Regions from separate parts of the Mus musculus genome. Here region 1 is linked to region 2. A link is a loop called in an ENCODE intact Hi-C map of the cell type or tissue named here. Cell type or tissue: heart. All regions are shown on one strand. Each heading gives the region's core, and the rest is flanking DNA. Links, peaks and the distances in the headings are about the cores only.

Region 1 (10,205 bases), core at 1,158-9,157, 180 kb before region 2:
ACCTTATTTATTGGCATTTGCCCTCTCATTAAACCTTGGGCTTGCCCTTTCATATAGACTGATTGGCCAGCATGACTCCAGGATTTGCCTTTCTACACACCTTCACTCTCACTGTGTTCACAGATGCTTAACACAAAAGATGTAGCTTTATACAGGTGTTGGATATACAAACTCAAGTTCTCAAGTTTGAAAAATGATCACTTTCCTCACTGAGCCCCTAAAACTTGTTTTTTTTAATTGTTGTTTGTTTGATTGTTTTGTTTTGCATATCCCCTTAAAATATTAGTGGACACTTTACATACACATGGATATATATTGTTATTTAGTACCTAAAAATATATTCTGGGATTTTATAGTATTTTGATGCATGCTCACAATGCAGGGTTATCTTTTTTAAAACAATATACAGACCTATTTATATGTATATAACTGCCTTGTTCTAAAGCCAAAATGTTTTCTCCTAGTCATTTTAAGATATACAATATGTCAGTGACTATAGTCACCTTAGAATGACATAGAGCACAAAAGTGATTGCTGTGATCTGTAACTTTGCATATGTCTGCTAACCTTTCCCTATCGCCTTCTCCGTTCGTTGTTTTTAGGACTCTGGTTTCCAGTATTTTCATTTCTCCATCTATCATGAAAGAAAGATAAAATTTCCTAAAAGTTATGACGTGCTTCACCTACACACTTCAGTTTCTCATTGTAGCTTTCCTGTCCCATTACATGCATATCGAGAGTTAATATTCGTAGGCAAGCAAGCACAAAACAGGAACTTGATCTGGTGCAGTGGAGCTCAGTCAGTAGAGGGCTTTCCATGTAAGCATGAAAAACAGAAGTCAATGACAGCACCCACGTAAAGGCTAGGTGTGCTGGTATTCTCTTCTAATCCCAGTTCAGGGGAAATGGAGACTGGTGATACCTGGGGCTTAGTGACTAGAAAACGGAGCCAAACTGGAGAATTCCAGGACCCAGAGAGAGTTCCTACCTTAGATAAAAACATGGTATGTGAGTTTCACACTTTCATACAAGTACACAGGTGTACACATACACATACACATGTGTAGCTGCACACACAGAAACATCTTGCACATACACACTTCAACAACAACTAATATAATAACATCAATGAGTTAATGAAATTACTAGCTTCAAATGCATACAAAGGTTTATATCTCACTGTAATACACACACACACACACACACACACACACACACACACACCTCACTGTTCTTTACTCCCAAGGTGTACAATCCTATGGAGATTATCGTTATCAATTTGCATGTGACAATGAAACATTTGGGCTTTCATGTCATTTTTTTTCTCAGAGTTTGGGTATATTGCCAGCCTGTAATGAAGATTATAGCTAAATAAATGACTCAATAGTCAACCTTCTAGAAATGGTTGAATTTAGCTTTTAGGGCAATCGCAACTTCACTGTGGTATTAGTAATCTCATCAACTTTTTGGTTAGGGATGGATAAATAACTAGCTTTTAGTATGTAAATTACCAACAAAAACGTTTTGCAGAAAATGGGTCAGGTTAGAGATGCAAATGAGGCCTAAAATGTCTCATTAGGTTTTGAATTGCCTTTTTTTCCCAAGCATTATAAATCTTGTGAGCTTTTGGGGTAATTTTCTTGCTTGAATAAGTTAGTAAGGTCTTTCCCAATAATAAATGAACAAAAATACCTCTAAAACTAATTCTGCTTGAAAAGACAGAACAAATTGAATGTTGAAGTGTCATTTATTAGAAAGTTACCCAATATTTCTGTTTCCTACTATTTTCTGATAATAAGGTGCCCAAGGCACAAGCAGAGTTGCACAGATTTTGCATACACCACAGTGCTCAGGTAGGGAAGAGAAATCTCTACCAATTGATTCTATTCAAAGTCAGTTGTCCAGTCGAAGGAGGGGTATTTTCCACTTCTCTTATTTGGCAACTGATCATTAAGGATAGAGTGTGACTCTTGTCTTTGTTGGAGGAATGGATTGTCTTTCTGGAGAAGGTCTCTTTGGTCGTCTTCTATGAGGTTTCATTACATTGCTTATTACTAAACCATGTTTTCAGAAAAAAAAAAGTGCTGAATAAAACTGTGATCTCCCTAATAGTACAGCTCTTGGGCCAGTGCGGGCTGTTAAATGATAACTATGGATAGATAAACTCAGTGATTCTGTTTGAGACCTCATGAAACACTAATAAAATATTGCCACATCACAGAGCTAGGCTGTCAGGATGCAGTTAAACACATCTTCCCTTAAGCACATCAGTTTCCACTCTACAGACCACTAATTTAGAGCAGACTAAATTAGCCTTGTGTGACAAAGTATGAAGAGTTCTCTGGTTCTGGGTACATCTATCACAGCATTGCCAATGTTTAGTAATGTTTAACATCTCAAACTCATGATGGGGGCTGAAGTTTTGTCCCTGCGAAAGCTGCAAATGTGAAATAGTAAATCTGCAATTACAGCCACTACCTCTATTTAACAAGCTTAAAAATATCTACAAGGGAAATCAATAGACTTGCCACCATCATTTGGTTTGTTTCTGTGCAGGGGCTAGCTGAGGATAAACAAACTCCATAATTGGGAAAGTGAATTAGGAGAGATTTCATTTGTACTGTTGACTACTGCTGCCTGAACTCATGGAAATCAGCTCTATTTGAAATGCCCATGGCAGCGATTGCCCACTCCTCCATACATCTACCTTTATTACTGCCCAATAGCAAGCCTTCTAATGGATCTTTGTGTGTGTGTGTCTGGGGGGATAGTGGGGGAGTGTGGTGGTTTGAATAAGAATGGCTGCCACAGGCTGATATATTTGAAGGCTTGGTCATCAGCGAGTGGCACTTTGTTGGGGTAGGTGATGTCTTGTCAAAGGAAGAGTGTCAGTAGGGTAGGTCTTGGGGTTTCAATAAGCCCAGGCTAGTCCTAGTGTCTCTCTTCCTCGGGGTATTTGTAGAGCTGGTTATTGAACTCTGAGCCACTTCCGCAGCATCCTTTCTGACTACACACTGTTATTATGCTCTCCTATCATGAGGACTAACTTTCCAAAACTGTACAGTTAAGTGCTTTCCTTTATAAGCATTGCCATGGTCATGGTGTCATCTCACAGCAACAGAACACTGACTAAGACACTGAGATTTTTTTTCCCCCATTTTTCTTAAGAGATACAAATTTTATCTTTATATGTCATGAGTTCTTATGAATGGGATTTTATGATTTCATTATTTTATACATGAAGGAAAGCTTTGAGCTAACAAGCTTCACAAAGTCATCTCATCATAATTGGCTTGCACTGCCGACTAAAATTTTATAGATAAATAAGAAATATTGCCAGGTGTTTCAGGAGAGGCTAAGGAAGGAGGTGACAGAAGACACTGAGCGTGTTTAGACTCAACTCACTGGGTTATAACAAGAGGGCTGCTGGGTACTCTGTACCTGTCTTGTGGCATGTTCTTCAGTGTAAGATGGTTACTTCAGTAGACAAGACAGATAACTGGAGAGTGAACTCTGTCTATGTGTGCATTTTGGTGGGGTATATACTCTCTTCAGTACTAACTCTCCTGCTTACTTCATGAAATCTCACACGTCCTTACATCTTACTCCTGGGTGCTCAGATCTTTCTTTACCTTTTATGGTAGTTACATGTTTCAGACAGTCTGAGATGCTCTCACTCTTGTCAGCATTGCCATTCAAAGACCAAGTTCTTAGACTTCAAGGGAGCAAGAAGCAAAACCCCGGGCTCTGTTGGTCACTTTCTCTAACTTACCTCTCCTTCATAAATGCAGAAAAGCCCTAGGTGGTGTTATTTGTGTATGCAATTTACTACACACCGAATTCTAAACAAATCCATTGTATCCTGCAAGCATTTACACAGTAGTAACACAGTAAGCATGATTCACTATAGGATAGTAAAATACAGAGGATGTAGGTTCCCTAACTAAGATTATGTCCTATATGCTGATACGAGGATGAATTCAAGTGAAATGACTCCCAATCTAATGCTTTGTTATACAGGATGAACACAGAGACTCTAAAAACCATGTCTCTTTAACTCAGCCTGGTGGTTAATGTAAACTCTTTCCACACATTGGGAATCCATCCTTGTAATTGGTTATTTGTGGGTGGGCTTCACACTGAGATCCCACAACATATCTGACTCTTTCTCCTCAATATACACAGCATCAGGTAGATTAGAAGATCCATGCTAAAAATTCGATGCATATTGTTGCACTGGTTGAACATACCCTAAAGCAGTTATCAAGGTTGACAAATACATAGAGAATATCTTTCCTGTTGTCCTCATATTGGGCTTTGGGTCTTCAAATGTGAATGTATAATTCCCCTATGTTGTCATGTGTCTGGACATTTAGTCTCAGGCTGGTAGCACTGTTTTATGAAGTGGTAGACTCTGTTACATAGACCCTAGTCTGTGGGTCTAGGTTAGGATAGGCTGGTCCTGCAGGTTAGAATTAGTCTCTGTTTCTGTCTGGTTTCTGCTTTCTGGTATATGAATTGTGGAGTGGTTGCCTTTCATTCAAATTACCACCGTACCTCTCCTAAGCCTGACAACTGTGATGGGCTAAAATCATGTGCCCCCAAAAAAGTTTTCTTTAATTTTCTTCCTTCCATTGCTTAGTCACAGTGACATGAAACTGACTAATTTAATTAGGAGAGAAGAATTTTCTTTTCTGCCATTCATTTATCTTCTAGGCACTTAGCCATCCCAGACACACATAGATCCTATGTGCTCATGGTTTGCAAGAACTCTGTCATGCAGCCTGAGCAGCCAAGTGGTTGGGTTTTTTGATCTGACCCAGATTCTGCTGTGAAATTATAATTACTTCCATTCGTAGATCTTAAGATCTGTATTTGAGAGAAGACAGAATAAAATGCCCATCTCCCACATATGTGTTCATTGCCAGGACTGCAACTGGAATCTTACTTTCAAAGCATTTAGAGATCTACATTGTATGTGTATGTCTGTGTTCCTGAATGTGTACATGGGGACCATGTGCATGCAGCGCCTGCAGAGGTCAGCGGAGAGCATGAGATTCCTAAGGAACTGGAGTTACAGACAGCTAGCTGTAAGCACTGCGTGGAGGCTGGGAATTGAACTCAGGTACTTTGCATGAGCAAATGAGTAGTCTTAAGGGCAGCATGGTTTCTCTAGTCCTGTAATCTAAGCCTGATTTTAGAATTACCCCTGTGCATGCATCTTATCATTTATCAGAATCCAGAGTGGATCAGAGCTGGGTGATGTAGGACCGTTATGCCCACAGTAGACATGACATATGTCTAGGGTTGCTCCAATTTTTTCACAACCCAGTTCAATTGTATTTCTTGATAGAGATGCTCATGTGAATGTAAATCTAAGTTATTTTCTAGGGATATTTTAATCTTTATTCAAAATACTAATGATTTAGGTATAATATTAGTTTGCTGCACCCAAATGTCCCCCTTTTAAGGCATTAAAGTCCCCATTTTGACAGTAGAGTCCCCATGCCAAGTGGTACTCTACTGTAAGGGTTATACAGGGTATGCTTATGGTTCTCATCTCTTAGATAACACAAGTTTGTGCTTAATTCAATGGTGATAGAATAATTCCTGAGAGCTAATTAAGTTAATGCAGGAAGAAAATATGGAACTCAAAGTTAGGCACTTTGAATTTGCTCCATTTATGTTTATGACATGGGTTAAATGATTTAATTTCTCCCAATGTTGGGTCTTCATTAAAAAAAAAAAGAATGTTATATCTGTTATCCCTAAGGTGTCTGCTAATTTGAATGTCCCACTGTAGGGGATTCCTCTTACCACAAGGGACTGGAGCCTGTTAATTGCTTCAGAAGTATGTCCACAGACAAATGAGGTAGCACGGGAGGGACAGAGAAGGCAGCTTCCTCATATCATGTTGTTTGTGTTGTTCTTCTTTGTTGTTTTTGTTTATCTATAGTGGTGTTTACAAAGTTCCTTCACTGGCTGTGTGCTTCCCCTCTCAGAATTACTATGTTTGCGATCCAAACAAACGCAGATAGGAAAACAACTGAAACGGTACAAAAAGTAAGCCCTGTACTAAGTAAACACACTGTAAATGGGACATGGTGATGGTAAGTGTCAGGCAGGAACTATAGCCAGTTTACATGGCGGTATTACTTTTGGTGACAGGATAAACTGAATCATGCACTCTGTCCTGTTATCCCAAAGTGTTCTTCTTTGCTGTGATCAATTTAAGGAAATAAATTAAAACAAACTATTTATAATGTATTTTGTTTGTTAAACATATGTGTTTGAAAATGCTATGAAGACTTGTTAAATTTAACCTTTCATATTTTGGGGTTATAATTTTATTTTAAAGTTTAGTTTGAGTGCAAAAATCCATGTGTCCTAAAATAGTTTAAATTGAAATCTTGTCTATAAGGAGGAATATGATAAGCTATTTTATTATTACATTTTATATAATATGCTTATTATGTTCAAATATTTACATTTAAAACATATTTTGATTTTTCTAAAAAAATGTTTTTCAAACTGAACAATTTTTTTTTTTTAATTAGGTATTTAGCTCATTTACATTTCCAATGCTATACCAAAAGTCCCCCTTACCCACCCACCCCCACTCCCCTATACTGAACAATTTTTGAATGCCATAGATTGGGGAAAAATGTATCACCCATGTACATTTTACAAATACTTAACTTTAAAATCTAATAAACTTATGTTTTACATTTTTAAAACAATATATTTTGACCATATTCATTCCCTAACGGTATGAATATAGGCATAAGTTAAAGTTGGAAAGTATACATGTATACATGACTATCACCTGGCCTGGTTAATAATACTTCTATTGCTTTCTGATGATTCTGATTTAAAAAAAAAAATCCTTTTGTTTTTTTAACAGATCGCTAAAACCTCAAAGATTATAGATATACTTACATTTGTACATTATTAATCCCAGCATGGGTTAGGTTATAAGGTTCTGTGTGTATGGGAATGAATGAACAGAGAGACTCCACACACATATACATACGGGGTGGGGGAGGAGAGGGGAGGAGAGGGGAGGGGAGGGGAGGGGAGAGAAAGAGAGAGAGAGAGAGAGAGAGAGAGAGAAAGAGAGAGAGAGAGAGAGAGAGAGAGAGAGAGAGAGAGAGAGAGAGAGAGAGAGATTGATTCCTTGGAAGCATTTTAAAGTTAGAATGAGTGCATGAACAGAACTGGACTCCCTGGACAGTGTTGAAAAAGCCCCAGAAGACTGAACTTCAAACTACATTTTCACTAGTAGCAAAGTTTTCTCTGAAGAGCTTAACAAAGTTTTAGTTTTCTTTACCTAAATCTCTGACCTCATAATGCCGTGGAAAGCAGGAACGAAGGGAAAGAAGGAAGGATGAAGGGAAGGAGAGAAGGAGGGAAGGAGAATAGAGGGAAGGATGGAGGGAAAGGAGGAAAGGAAGGAGACAGTGAAGATGCCTTCATTCTGATAACTTGCCCTTCAGTCTTGGACAGGAATTTATAAAAACAGATAACGTTCATGTCCTGGTAACAGGATTGAGTTTTGCCATAATGATTTATATGCGAATATATACCAATACTATCAACCTAACATATTTATTCCTAGATCTTAAATATTGTCTATGACCGACGCTTTCCATAAATTCATTCTCCATTCATTTGGTCAAGAACATTATCACACTTCCTTTACAACACTGGTCCCAATACCTGATCGAGTTTCAAAGAGTCATCAGGTTTCACCAAACCTCTTTTTATAAAATATATACTACTTCTTCTGCTAAGCAAATACATAGACAAACTGCCCCTTCACTTGTAATTCATCTGCATCCATCTGCATCTGTAGAGATGAACCCATCCCTGTCCCTACTTACTCCTTTACCAAATGTTATTTATTCATGTCTTTAATTTCAATTATCAGAACCAAGCTGAAAAGTGAAAAAAAGTACTTTAAATAATTATTTTTCCTCAATGATGCATTGTGAAGTACCTAAGAAAAGTAATTATGCACATCTTAAGTCTTGTAAAAATTAAAAAATAAAACATACAAATGCCTCATATGACTTGATAGCGGTTACTACCTTAATTTTCTACTTCAGTATGCTATGTTAAGATAATCAATTCTTCCTTAAGAAAGCTGATTATGTTTTTTATTTAATTGTTAAACTTACTTCTCTGACCTTCTGCCTCCTTGATTTTAAATATTGCAAATATTTTCATCTGGGTTTGTTTTCTCTACCCCAGCCAACACGTCGTATCCGACTGTTCACAAATAGGAAGAGACTCACTCATAACACCTGTGTGGAGGTCAACGCTGTGTAGTGCGTGCTACAGAAGAGCTAGCACAAAACAAGGCATCATGTTGCTCATGTCATCACTGGATCTGGGCCTTGTAGAAGCTGAAAGCACTGTCTAGCAGAAAGGAGAGACCTGTTCCCCATACTAATTCACACCCAATCTGGTAAGTGGCAGCTCTGAACTTGTCACTAGCTAAGATGGCAGTTTGCTTAGCTGACACAAGCTGGGAGGAAGCGGGCTGATGGCTACTCTCTAAGGGCAGGGGAGAAAGAGAAAGTAGGGAAACTGAAAATAAATAATACAACACAGTTGTGATGTAAATTTGCCAAAGAAGTCAGGAGGGAATGCAAACCAAGCACAGAGACCCTTGTTTCCAATGCCCATGTTGTGACATTTCAGATTCTTCCACAGTGTCAAACCATCAGACGCAGCAGAGTGCGACAAGGCCTTCAGAAAGACCAGCATGGGTACTTTTATTTGATTTTTTTTTCTTCCAATATATTACAATGAAGGCCAGTTTAAAAAAACAAAACAAAACAAAAACAAAACAAAACAAAACAAAAAAAAAACACCTGACAGTTACATTCAAAACAACAACATGATAATAAAGGACTTTGTTCTACTATTATAAAGATATGAAGATAATATCTAATTTTTACAAATTATCCAACTGGACTTATACTTAAAACTGAACTTGTCTGTGCTTTTACTGCATTGCAAATGAGGGTGCTAAATGATTTAAAGTGCCTCCCACTGTAAGTATGACACCATCAGAATGAGTCCTCTGTCCTGCACCAGGATAAGGGTGTTTATATTTACACCCTTGGAGTAATTGTATCCTCACAGGATCCCAGGCTGCACATTCAGAAGGCATGAATCCATGTTTGAGGGATCTGTGCTAAGTGGCATGAGATATAGTTTCCAAAGACTGCACAATCAGGGTCTAAGAATAAAGAAACAAATTCAGAAAACAGCATGCTAAAAGCCCATTTCCTCTTTGGTTGTAACAGAATTTTGGGGGCTGGAGGGGATAGAAGGAAAGAAAGAATGAAAGAAAAAAAAAAGAAAAGAAACAGGAAGGAAATTAAATTTCTATTTTCACAGGCAATAACGTGTCGTACAATTTGCAATTAAAAATAAATTAGGCACAAAATCTGCAACAGATTGTTTTTAAACTTTCATTAAACCTCTTGAGTTATGCTGCTAGATGCAATGTGCTAACAGAAATGCTAGGGTTGAAACGAGTTTCTGGCATATAAAATAAAACTATGTCTTCAATCTAAAAAAATTAATTTACAGCTTAGCTGATTGGATGTAGCATTTTAACACCACTTTGGAGGTTGAAGAGCAGCAAGTGCCATAATCTGCTGAGTATTTTGATCACTACCACACAAGCATGTAACATACTTTGTGTTCAAGGGGAACCTTTATCCAGGATGCAAAGCTTGTGCTGAATTATAATCACATTCGAAAAGATTGCAAGCCTGCGGGTGTTAAGCTTTGCACTCCCAGGCTTAGCCAGGATTTAAGCAACCTACTCTGGGACCATACAGCTGATCTGACAAGATACTATTAGAGAAGTTTAGTTTTATTAGAAGTTTTCTATTCAAGATCTCAGACGTTAGACCTTTTTTTAGTGCTAATCAAAAGTGCTCTCATGCAAGCTCCAGCATTGACACTTAGAAGCAGATGGAATTCATGAGAGAGAGAGAGAGAGAGAGAGAGAGAGAGAGAGAGAGAGAGAGAGAGAGGAGTCACAGACACAATGGTTAGCTGCCTAAATGAAAGGAAATCTTGAAGGTCCAAAAACAACTTCTGATATCTTAGATGTTATTCCAGATTTCTTTGGTGTATTTGTCTGAGAAAGATTTGAGAGATATTTTCCCTACTTGATTTAA
Region 2 (10,205 bases), core at 1,029-9,028:
CTTGCCTGCTGGTGCTCATCTATGACTCCCAGAATATCAGACACAATTATATTCAAATGTAACTACAAAAGAAGTCATTCTGACTCGAATATAAATGATTCTTGCTGCCATGTTAGATTGCCCTCCCTACAGCACCTCTTCATTAGCAGAAGGAATTGAAGAATGATTCTTCATGGGTTTAAAAAAAAAAAAAGAAGAAGAAGAAGAAGAAGAAGAAGAAGCAGGATTAATGCTGTATTGACCTGTGTTGATTGTAAGTCCCTTACACCAAGAGGGTATTTGTTTTTCTTTATCTTCATCATCTTCAAACACAAGTTATTGGAGATAGTGTGTTTATCAAGCCTTGAAATAAAGCTGGACATCCCGACACCATCATTTTGCCCTTGCTGTATTCCAGGTGTCTTGTAAGCCTTCATTAATAAGAAGGAAGAATTAACAGGGCAGAGAGAAAAAATTTAAAGTGCTGCCATGCACTGTCTAGAATTGCATGCCATTTAAATCCTTGCCTATCCAATGTTTGTCTATAGGCTTCCCTTATTAAAGGCAGGAGCCGGAGAGGATAGACTAGGTATTTTTTTTTCTAAATTATTTCCAAGTGCCACCATTAAAGTGAAGAGGCAAAATAATCAAGGCAGAAACAGCTGAATTAGGAAATTATAGTTACTTTAAAGAAAGCAAAACAAACAGCTCGTTTCTGTGCATTTTTTGAAGTGTTGTTCTACAAAGAACATATTCGGGATGGGCTGTTTCTTGAGTTAAAGTCACCCCAAAGTTATACAATGAATAACGATGTAACCCTATGTACAGCACACTGACACCCTCATGAACTTAAATCTGTATTGTACAGTTGAAATTAAACAGAGTATGTTGTAGGAATAATTAGCATATAAAATCTCTTAGAGGAAAAGCATACAAAACATTCAAAAAATGTTTTCTGTTGTCACCTTTTCTGTTGTCTCATACTTTATAGTCTGAAAAGTTAAGCAAAAATATCTCTAACTAAAGTAACACTTGGAAAGGGGCAGGCCTATTGGGACTCCCTTTTTTTAATGTTTATTAAAAGAAAAAGAGCTTTTGTTAATGTGCCTCCCTTATTACTTTAATTTTCTGTTGGCAGATTCCTGCTCTTAGACCCCTGTAGACTTGCCAGGCTTGGAAAATGCTTTCTTCTCCGGTCCCCTGAGTAGGCAAATGACAACTGAAATACGCAGGTAAAACTAGCACAGACCGGTCTTTTCAGAGCCAATTTTCTGTGGTGGCAATGACATTCAGGGAGGTTCAGTTGTGTGGCACTGTATGCTCCAAGGAGCCTTTTTGACAACATCCCCCTCCACCCACCACCCACCCCTTCCACACACCTTCTCTTGCCTAAAACAATTAGAGGTGGTTAAAACGCATTGTGGGGGAGAATTAATTTCATTTTCATGTTGTCCCACATCCCTTCACACTTTTCCAAGTGGCTTTGACTAGGAGTCTGTATTAAAATTTAGAAGGAACTAAACCTTATATGCATTTAAAACTCAGCAAATCTTTTTTTTTTTTTAACCATTGGATATTTTCTTTATTTACAATTCAAGTGTTATCCCCTTTCCCAATTTCCCCCTCTGGAAACTCTCTATCCTATTCTTCCTCTCCCTACTCCTATAAGGGTGCTCCCTGAAGGGCTTTGCAACCCCATAGGAAGAAAAACAATATCAACCAACCAGACCAACCCAGAGCTCCCAGGGACTAAACCACCAACCAGAGTACATATGGAGGGACACATGCCTCTAGCCCTGTTTGTAGCAGAGGATGGCCTTGTTGGGTATCAATGGGAGGAGAGGTCAATGTCACAGTGTAGGGTAATGCCAGGATGGGGAGGCTGGAGTATAATTTTAACTTAATTAAAGTAGATTTGCCAAAGAAATAAGACTTTGCTGAGAGAAAGAACTCAGCAATTTTTTTTTTCCTTTGGCAAATCAGCTTAAATTCACGTTGAAATTGTAAGTATTCAAACTTCCTAACATATGGCAGAACAGTGGGCATTTAGGAAGGCATGGCACAGCAGTGTGCTCTACAAGAACACTCTTTAGACAAAGCAATTGTTTACAGAGATCATGCCAAAGACTTCTGCTACTCAGTTGTCAGAGCATGTTGTGAAGTTAAGTACATGCCCATCGTATAGTTGAAGACATCAAGGTTCAGCAATGAAATCCTTTATAAGGCTGGAGCTCAAAGCCTGAGTTTTCTTCAGATTATATCATCTGGATACCAAAAAGTAACTAGCATCATAAACATTTTATACCCTGCTTACAGTTGCTAAACATTAGGATAGACATTGGATCTCCATGCTGTAAAGATTTGCACTCAGACTCAAATTTATAGAAAAGTGTTTCCTTCTTATGAAATAGTAATTTTACCTTCTCTCCTTATGGGAATTTAATTTCAATAGGTAGCTGTAAAACAACAGTGCTTCCTTGTCATCAGCTAAGATAACAGTCACAAAGTTATGAAGAGAATTTGAAATTTAACGTAAAGTTACAAAACCCACACATCATCACATAAAAATTAAAAACAGCTATAAAACAATGTAAGACCAGGGTCATATCTGCAAGAAAAAAAACTGGTTGTGCTTTAGTTTGCATCTAAATTGATGTGAAATAGATGTCTCTATAGATGTCTCTCACATTAGTAGGGATGTCTTGGTGCCAGTGCAATGTGAGATAACATTGTATATTGGATAATTCCTGTCAGACATAGCACAAACTGGATTCCCATCAGAAAACATGCTGCTTGAGGCAGCAAGATGGGTCAGCAGAAAACAATGCTTAGTTTAAAATGCTTAGTTTTAGCAACCCGGATTTGATTCCTGGAATCTGTGAAACTGTGTAAAGAGAAATAATGCCACAAAGTTGTCTTCTGATCTCATTTCTACGTGAGCACTTATATACCATGGTATACCCAGTCTTGTATACACACAGCCATACACACAGAGACATACACACACACACACACACACACACACACAGAGAGAGAGAGAGAGAGAGAGAGAGAGAGAGAGAGAGAGACTCACACACAGACATACACACAAAGAAAGGAATAATAAAAGAGAAAGAAGAACAACAGCTACTATATATCATTACATGTAAAAAAAACTTTAGAGGGAAAAAAAGCCCTGACTGTACATCTCAAACTTGCATAAAGCTACACATTTGAAGAGCAGAGTGATAAGACAGACTTCTAGTAATACCTCAGATGAGCCTCATTCTTCTTCTAACTCCAACCCTCAACTTTGCCCACCGTAACCCAAATCTCACACACTCAGGAGGCCTTGCGGGGCTTCCAGAGTATCAAGCTCATGGGAACATTTCTGTAGTTGGGAAAATGATTCAAATTTAAATTCTGGTGTTCACACTTATGATTTAGCTCTAAAGCCTTTTCTGTGATGTTGCTGAAAGACACTGCTGCCTAGAACATATCTCATCCCCTGGCCCACTGGTCCAGAACAGTCTTCCTTCATAGACAGTTGGCTTCTATAAGAGGGTGATTGCCCTGCACGGATGGCAACGAACTCTATTATGGTCTTTTGTGATGTCGGCCACACACAGATTTCTAAGATGGGGATGTATAATGAGATAGAGGTGTACTACATACTCATGGGAGAGCAGTACTATTATCACTTGTAATAAATGTTGGCAAAGGACAGGTGAAGGAGGAGGTATATAGTTAAAAAAAAATCTTGCGATAGAGACAAATGGAGACTATGAAGCAGCACAATCTTAACAATTTTGAGGATATAAGGGTGCTCTCCCATAGACTTTGAAAGATACCTTCTTTCAAAGAAAACACACACACACCTTTGATTGTCTCCGACTATTCTCATTTTTGTAAAATCTAAATCGTGATATCTTTCATTCTCTTTAAGAGGGCTGAATTCTGTTCAAGAACACCTTCAGCCCATTCAAATTATTCTCATAAACACTATATACTAAATAAAGCACTTTAAGCTAAAAAAAATCTTTTGGATTTGATCTGAACAACTATGTTTTTGACCCATTTCTTACCTTCTACTACCATTTAGCACTATTTTATTATTATGTTTTAAAAAGATGATTAAAACAGATTCTGAGATGTTAAATTTCAATCTCTCTCTCTCTCTCTCTCTCTCTCTCTCTCTCTCTCTCTCTCTCTCTCTCTCTCTCCCCTCTGTCTCTCTCTCTCTGCTCCCTCTCTCTCATTCGTGAGCACTTTGACTGAGCTATAGCTCCATCTTCTGGAAGTGCATATCACTAGCAATGGCTAGAGACCAGGAGCCAGGCAAGACTTTGCTACTCCAAACATCCCATCAGTTTGCCTCTCCCCAGTACTTCTTTATATCACTCACTGAGAGAGACTGTACCTCACTCAACTACAAGAAGAATAGCAGAGGTCTCAGATAGTCCTCAAGTACAATGGAGACTAAGCCTGTAGCATGTGATAGACCCATCTCCCAAGTGCAGGTGTTCAGCACAGGAGACAACATGGAAAGCCTAGTATTAAAGTTACAAGGTTACAGACCTTAGATTTTGAAAACATTCCTTTACTGTTGATTTCCATCTGGATTGTAAAATAGCATTTTTCCCCATAACCCCTGAATTCAGGCTTAGTTCTTCACACTGAGTAGCTTCCTTGTTCAATTTTTGGGTAAGAACAATGATATATTAGTTTTAAAATCCTTGCTTCTAGCTTTCCCTAATTCTATGTTCCTTCCAAGTCTCCATGCTAAGTCTTCTTGCTTAGAGTTTATTGTGTGTGTTTTCCGTTGATTCTAAATAACAGAATCATTTTAGAAATGACCAAATCTTAATCTACAAATGCTTTGGATGCTTTTCTAAAGAGATTTATTTCTGTGTATGTGGATGTGTCTGCGAGAGTATGTGACACCTGTGTGCAGTTGTCCATGCAAATCAGAAACCCTCCAGCTGGGGCTGTGAGCAGTTGTAAGCCACCCAATGTTACTGGGGGGAACTGGACACTGGCCCCCTGGAACAAGAGTAAGTGGTCTTACAGCTGAGACATCTCTTCAGAAACTGGGCTACTTTGTAAAACCACTACCTTCTTTTTTAATATTAAAACTTTGAGATACTTTTCGATTTATAGTGTGTTATTATTTCCTGATTATGTACATAGTCCTTCCAGGTAGCCCAAACTGGCCTTGAAAGTCACAAGGTCCTGCCTAGTGCTCCCTATTGTAGGCATGCAGCCACAAGGCTCAACCATAATATCCTTTTTTCTCTAAATAAAAGTCAGAAATTGGCTTATTATTTGTTGCTGTGTTCTCTATCTTTAAGATTATTGACGCTATGTAAAGTTGAAGACTCTCAGATTATATCCAAGTATAAAACAGATCTTTCTTAGCTTCCTCAGTCCATTCTTTCACAGCACTATATTTTTATTGTTCTATGTGGCATTTAGAGGAATGTGTGCTAGGCTGAGCATATCAATCAGTTATTTATTCACAAACATATAACCATACATGGTCAGTAAACTAGTTTTAGTTTTAACCCTTTATAGTGGTTCTATCATTTCCGGTCCTAAGTATCCTATAGAAATTGGACACCATTTGCCTTTAGCCTACTCCATACTTTAAGAAAATTGTGCTAAACAGAGAATAAGATCAGTTTACTATTTACTCAATATATAAATTGAACTCCCCCAAAAATCTGTATAAATACTAATGATGGGTGAATTGAAACTATCACTCTGATTTTAATAAAATATAAGTACCATATAATAAAGCACAAAAATCTGCCTTATTTACTATCATTGAACATATGTCTCTTTGGGAAGATGGATATTGTGAACGTCCTAAAATTAAAAATATAGTATTCAATCTATATGGAGCTACATGTGCACAATTACAGCTCATACACTTGGCTGGACCATGATGTAACATCTTTTTAATGTTTCAGAAAAGTAGAGTTTTAGGATTTTGTGATAACTGCGATGAACAACAAGAGTCACAACCAAACAGAAAGAACATTTCATTAAGTTTGTGCTGGAATTGAGATATATTAGAATATTTCTACATTACCATTTCCATGTTAAAATATTCTTTCTTATTTTCTTCTTCTTATTTTCTTCTTCTTCTTTTCTTCTTCTTCTTCTTCTTCTTCTTCTTCTTCTTCTTCTTCTTCTTCTTCTTCTTCTTCTTCTTCTTCTTCTTCTTCTTCTTTCCTTCTCCTTCTCCTTCTCCTTCTCCTTCTCCTTCTCCTTCTCCTTCCTTCTCTTCCTCTTGCTTCACTTCTTCTTCTTGATAAAAGCCAAGTTGAGAAAGCAAGTGTGTACATTTATTTTGCAGTGGCCACCTGCATTTTATATAACATGGTATTTTCTTTGTAGTGAGAAGTTTGCACCTGAAGTTCCCCCATTTCTGTAAGACCTTGGCTTGATTAACAGACCTCATTCAATAGCCATAAAGAGCACATATTTGAGATTAGCATTTTCTGTGGGCTTTTTGATGATTGGCTTACAGCCAAAGCACTTAGCCTGCTACTCAGGATATATTGTAGAAAACCATATAACTGCACCTAAGAGTCTTTAATTGCTAATTGTTCCTAATAACTGTTTAGTATATAATGCACACAATAATACATGATGTCAGTTTGAATTTCAAGGTTGTTATTCAATCTCCGAGTTTCTGCTGTGTTATGTTCTCTTCCTGTGGTTAATGATGTCTAAAAACCCTCCGTGGAGTAACAATCTTAGCTTGGGCAAGGGGCAAGGTCTGTATTAGAAGAATAACAATGAAGAATACAAGATCTAGGTTTGAGTCCTAGCTTCCTCTCATCAGAAGGCAATAGCAAATTCTGTCTGGAATGAGCAGCTGCTTTTCTTTTTTGAAATATAACACACATCTCAGTTCTCATGCAGGATCTTTTTGGAACTTGGAAACTTTACCTGCATTGTTAACCTGAATCCTTACGTTTTGAAAACTATTTTCTTATGGTCTGACTCGAAATGGAATGAGGCAAGTTTCCATTGATTCTTAGTATCTCTCTCTCTCTCTGCCTCCTCCCATCTTGTGCTCATTAATTTCTCCCCTTGCACAAACTCAAACAAAAACATAGAAATCGTCTTCTAATAAGTATGGGAAAATAAGTAATGGAAAACGGTGGCCAACCTCTTGCTACCTAATAATCCTTTACATGCTTTTTTTCCCCCTCCCTCTGTTCCATTTGTATTTGCACAAAGATTCCCAGCATTTGGGGTTTAAATGTCCTCTGGCTCTTTAGAAGTTGGCATCTCATTGCTTCTTCATGGCTGCCAAATGACTTAGTGTTTTCTTCATTAACTTTGTTTCTGCCAGAGTTTGGAATGGACAGTAAGCAGGATAAGAGAGGCTGGGGAAAGATAAAACTCACTCAGAGAAAGAATAGAACAGTTCTGGGAGTCAGAGAGTAAGATGGGGAGAAGGAAGAAACGCCAAGAAAAAAAGCAAACCATGGAAGGACCTGTAGATTTGGCTGAAATAAGAACCAAACAACAACAACACAGAGAAATAAGACCCCAATGAAGATGCGATAGAGATTAAAGTTCTTTTAAGATCTTAAAAGCACCAAATAGGAACATGTGCCTATTTGCAGATACACTGGTAGATGCAAAATCATGATCTTTGCTTCAGTCTCTTTACAGCAATAACTTTACCCTTTGCACTCTCATTCTGACTTATTCCTTTGACTAATTTTGAGAGATCATAAAACAGTTACGCTTTTGCTTTGCTTATTTCTGTTCCATTTGATCTTTGAGTTAGACATCCTTCCATTTAAACCTTACCTCTCCCACCCCCTGAATTTGGGCTCCCTGGTGACAGTCTTTCCACCATAGAATTTGGTGAAACAATGTTGAGCTTTCTTGAATGCTACTGCTGGCTTTCTTGGAAGGCTGCCCAGCTGCCATATGAACAGGCTCCGCTAACCTCCTGGAAGATGAGAGACCATGTGGGACAGAGGAAGTTTCCCAGCACAGGTGATCCTGGACCAGCCAGCTCCCAGCCAACCTGCTTACTGAAGATGTTGGAATGAATTCAATAGCAACTACCCAGATGAGTCTTGCCCAATATTCTGATCTATAGATTTAAGGTTCAAATAAACATGCATTAAGTCATTATTTGGAGGGTTTTTAAAAAATAAACCTTACCCTATCTGTAGTATTTTTTTCATATCAGACATCTTATTTTCACTTATGTAATAGTATTTTAAAAAAGAAATCCATGTTTAACTTGAAGCTTTTCTTAAATCTTTTTATATAAATTTCCTAAGAAATTTACATGAACACCTGCCCATATTATTTTTATTTATGGTTCAAGGCATAAGAGAGTTTGGAATATTTTAATCTGTAATTCTGGCATTTAAAATAGAATTTACTGAGATAGTATCTTGGTGCAGTTTAAAGTCTTATGTACATTTGTCCTATACAGATGCTCACTTAAAAATGCGAAAGATGTTTCTCCCTTGAATCCTATAAGGTATTTTAGTATTTTAATATCAAGGATATTTTGTTGCAATGAAAAGAAACAGTACTTAAATACTATTGATGAAATCCAGTCAATTTTTACCCAGTTGCATTAAAGGATCACCTTCTGACAGAAACATTTAAGTTGTTCACCTAAGACAATTGTACATGGATCTGTCTGTGCACTTCCAAGTATGTAAATAATTTAAAAATTCAGGAATTCCCTCTACCATTATTAAGTCAACCAGTACCATGCACTCAAGAAATTTATGTGTCAACTGGATGCCCGTGACACTAATGGCCCCATTGACACACACAGATGCCAACGACAGTCTCTAATTTTTACATGCACAATTTAATTTTTTCCTTTGATTAAAATAGGAATCACTTACAACTTAGAAATGCTGTTAAGTGTAGGGTTATAAATTCTACCTGTGTTCTAAAAATTACACCATATGCTCAAGATTAGAGAGTTGGGACAACTTTTTCAAGTTATAAAAAAAAGTACAGAAAATGGTTTTACATAGGGACGATGAATATGAAATAGATTACACTGCACTATATTCTGAAAGATTTTATGTCAGCTGGAATCTAGGCAGCAAATGGATGTAACAATCACATCATGCAACTGTAGAGAGTGGGAAGTGGCTCAAAGGGCAGGAATGCCAGTGCGATGTCCTAAATGTAGTAATACTAGGAACTAGTATTGAAGCCTCTTAGGAGTAAAGGAGTAATAATGGTGACCAGTAGCTGTGGCATTCTCAGACAACAATCCCATGATGGATGACCTGTGATGTAAGGAACCGTGAACCCTGACTTCATTTTCTCCCCACACCTTTCTCAGTTCTTCAGACTGGTTAAAACTGAAAACACACCACAGGCTCCTGCCAATCACACTCATCCAATTTAGCCATGTAAGACTCCCAAGTAGAGTGAAACATGAGAATAAGCCTTATTCAGCCTTATTCTGTGGGACTCACAGAGATAAGGTCTCTAGTGGAGCTCCTGGTTAATGAGAGTAAAGATGCAAAGATAGTTTTAATTCCTTTTTACTTCTCTGAGAATAATAGCATCTCGAAATCAGGAAACTAACATACTTGTTTTCTTTTACAATTTCTAAGGAAGAGAGCTATGAAAGATTGAAAACACTAGAAGCAGATTGAGATCCATCCATGTTCATACTTAGTCTATTAATGTTGTTAGTGACACCTTCCACAATCACTTCATTAGCTCATTACTGTTGGTCTCAGCATCATTATTTCCTGAACCTATAAAAGTATTACACCTAATTAATTTCTTTCTGCTATAGAGGTCAATAGAGTCATCCCCATCTCTACGAGTGGTGGCACATGCCTTTAATCCCAGCACTTGGGAGGCAGAGGCAGGCGAATTTCTGAGTTCGAGACCAGCCTGATCTACAGAGTGAGTTCCAGGAAAGCCAGGGCTACACAGAGAAACCTGTCTCGAAAAAACTAACTAACTAACTAACTAACTAACTAACTAACTAACTAACTAACTGAGATAGATAGATAGATAGATAGATAGATAGATAGATAGATAGATAGATAGATAGATAGATAGATAGATAGATAGGTAGGTAGGTAGGTAGGTAGATAGATAGATAGATAGATAGATAGATAGATAGATAGATAGATAGATAGATAGATAGAGCACAATCTGTGTTTAGTGGCAGGTTTGTTCTGCCTGTGAGGAACTGAACTCCAAGGTAAATT

What was found. Peaks named below come from ENCODE experiments on the same cell type or tissue, not always from the same donor. Only the 100,000 strongest peaks of a DNase experiment are listed, where the experiment ranks them.
Region 1: a loop joins it to region 2, with 3.0 times the contacts of the local background. A loop is called at or near these places in 4 of 42 quality-filtered maps.

Annotation. Positions count from the first base shown.
Region 1 is chr8:49,524,447-49,534,651 of GRCm38, forward strand. 4930555F03Rik (a long non-coding RNA gene) reads left to right here. Exons shown (of 10, transcript XR_001778771.2): 9 at 8,254-8,470. Among named protein-coding and RNA genes, the nearest start is that of 4930555F03Rik, 160 kb to the left of the region's middle. In heart, for the core only: a CTCF peak has its summit at 5,031 (motif pointing right); no DNase peak of the experiment used is centred there.
Region 2 is chr8:49,704,649-49,714,853 of GRCm38, forward strand. No RefSeq gene overlaps it. Among named protein-coding and RNA genes, the nearest start is that of 4930555F03Rik, 340 kb to the left of the region's middle. In heart, for the core only: a CTCF peak has its summit at 4,273 (motif pointing left); no DNase peak of the experiment used is centred there.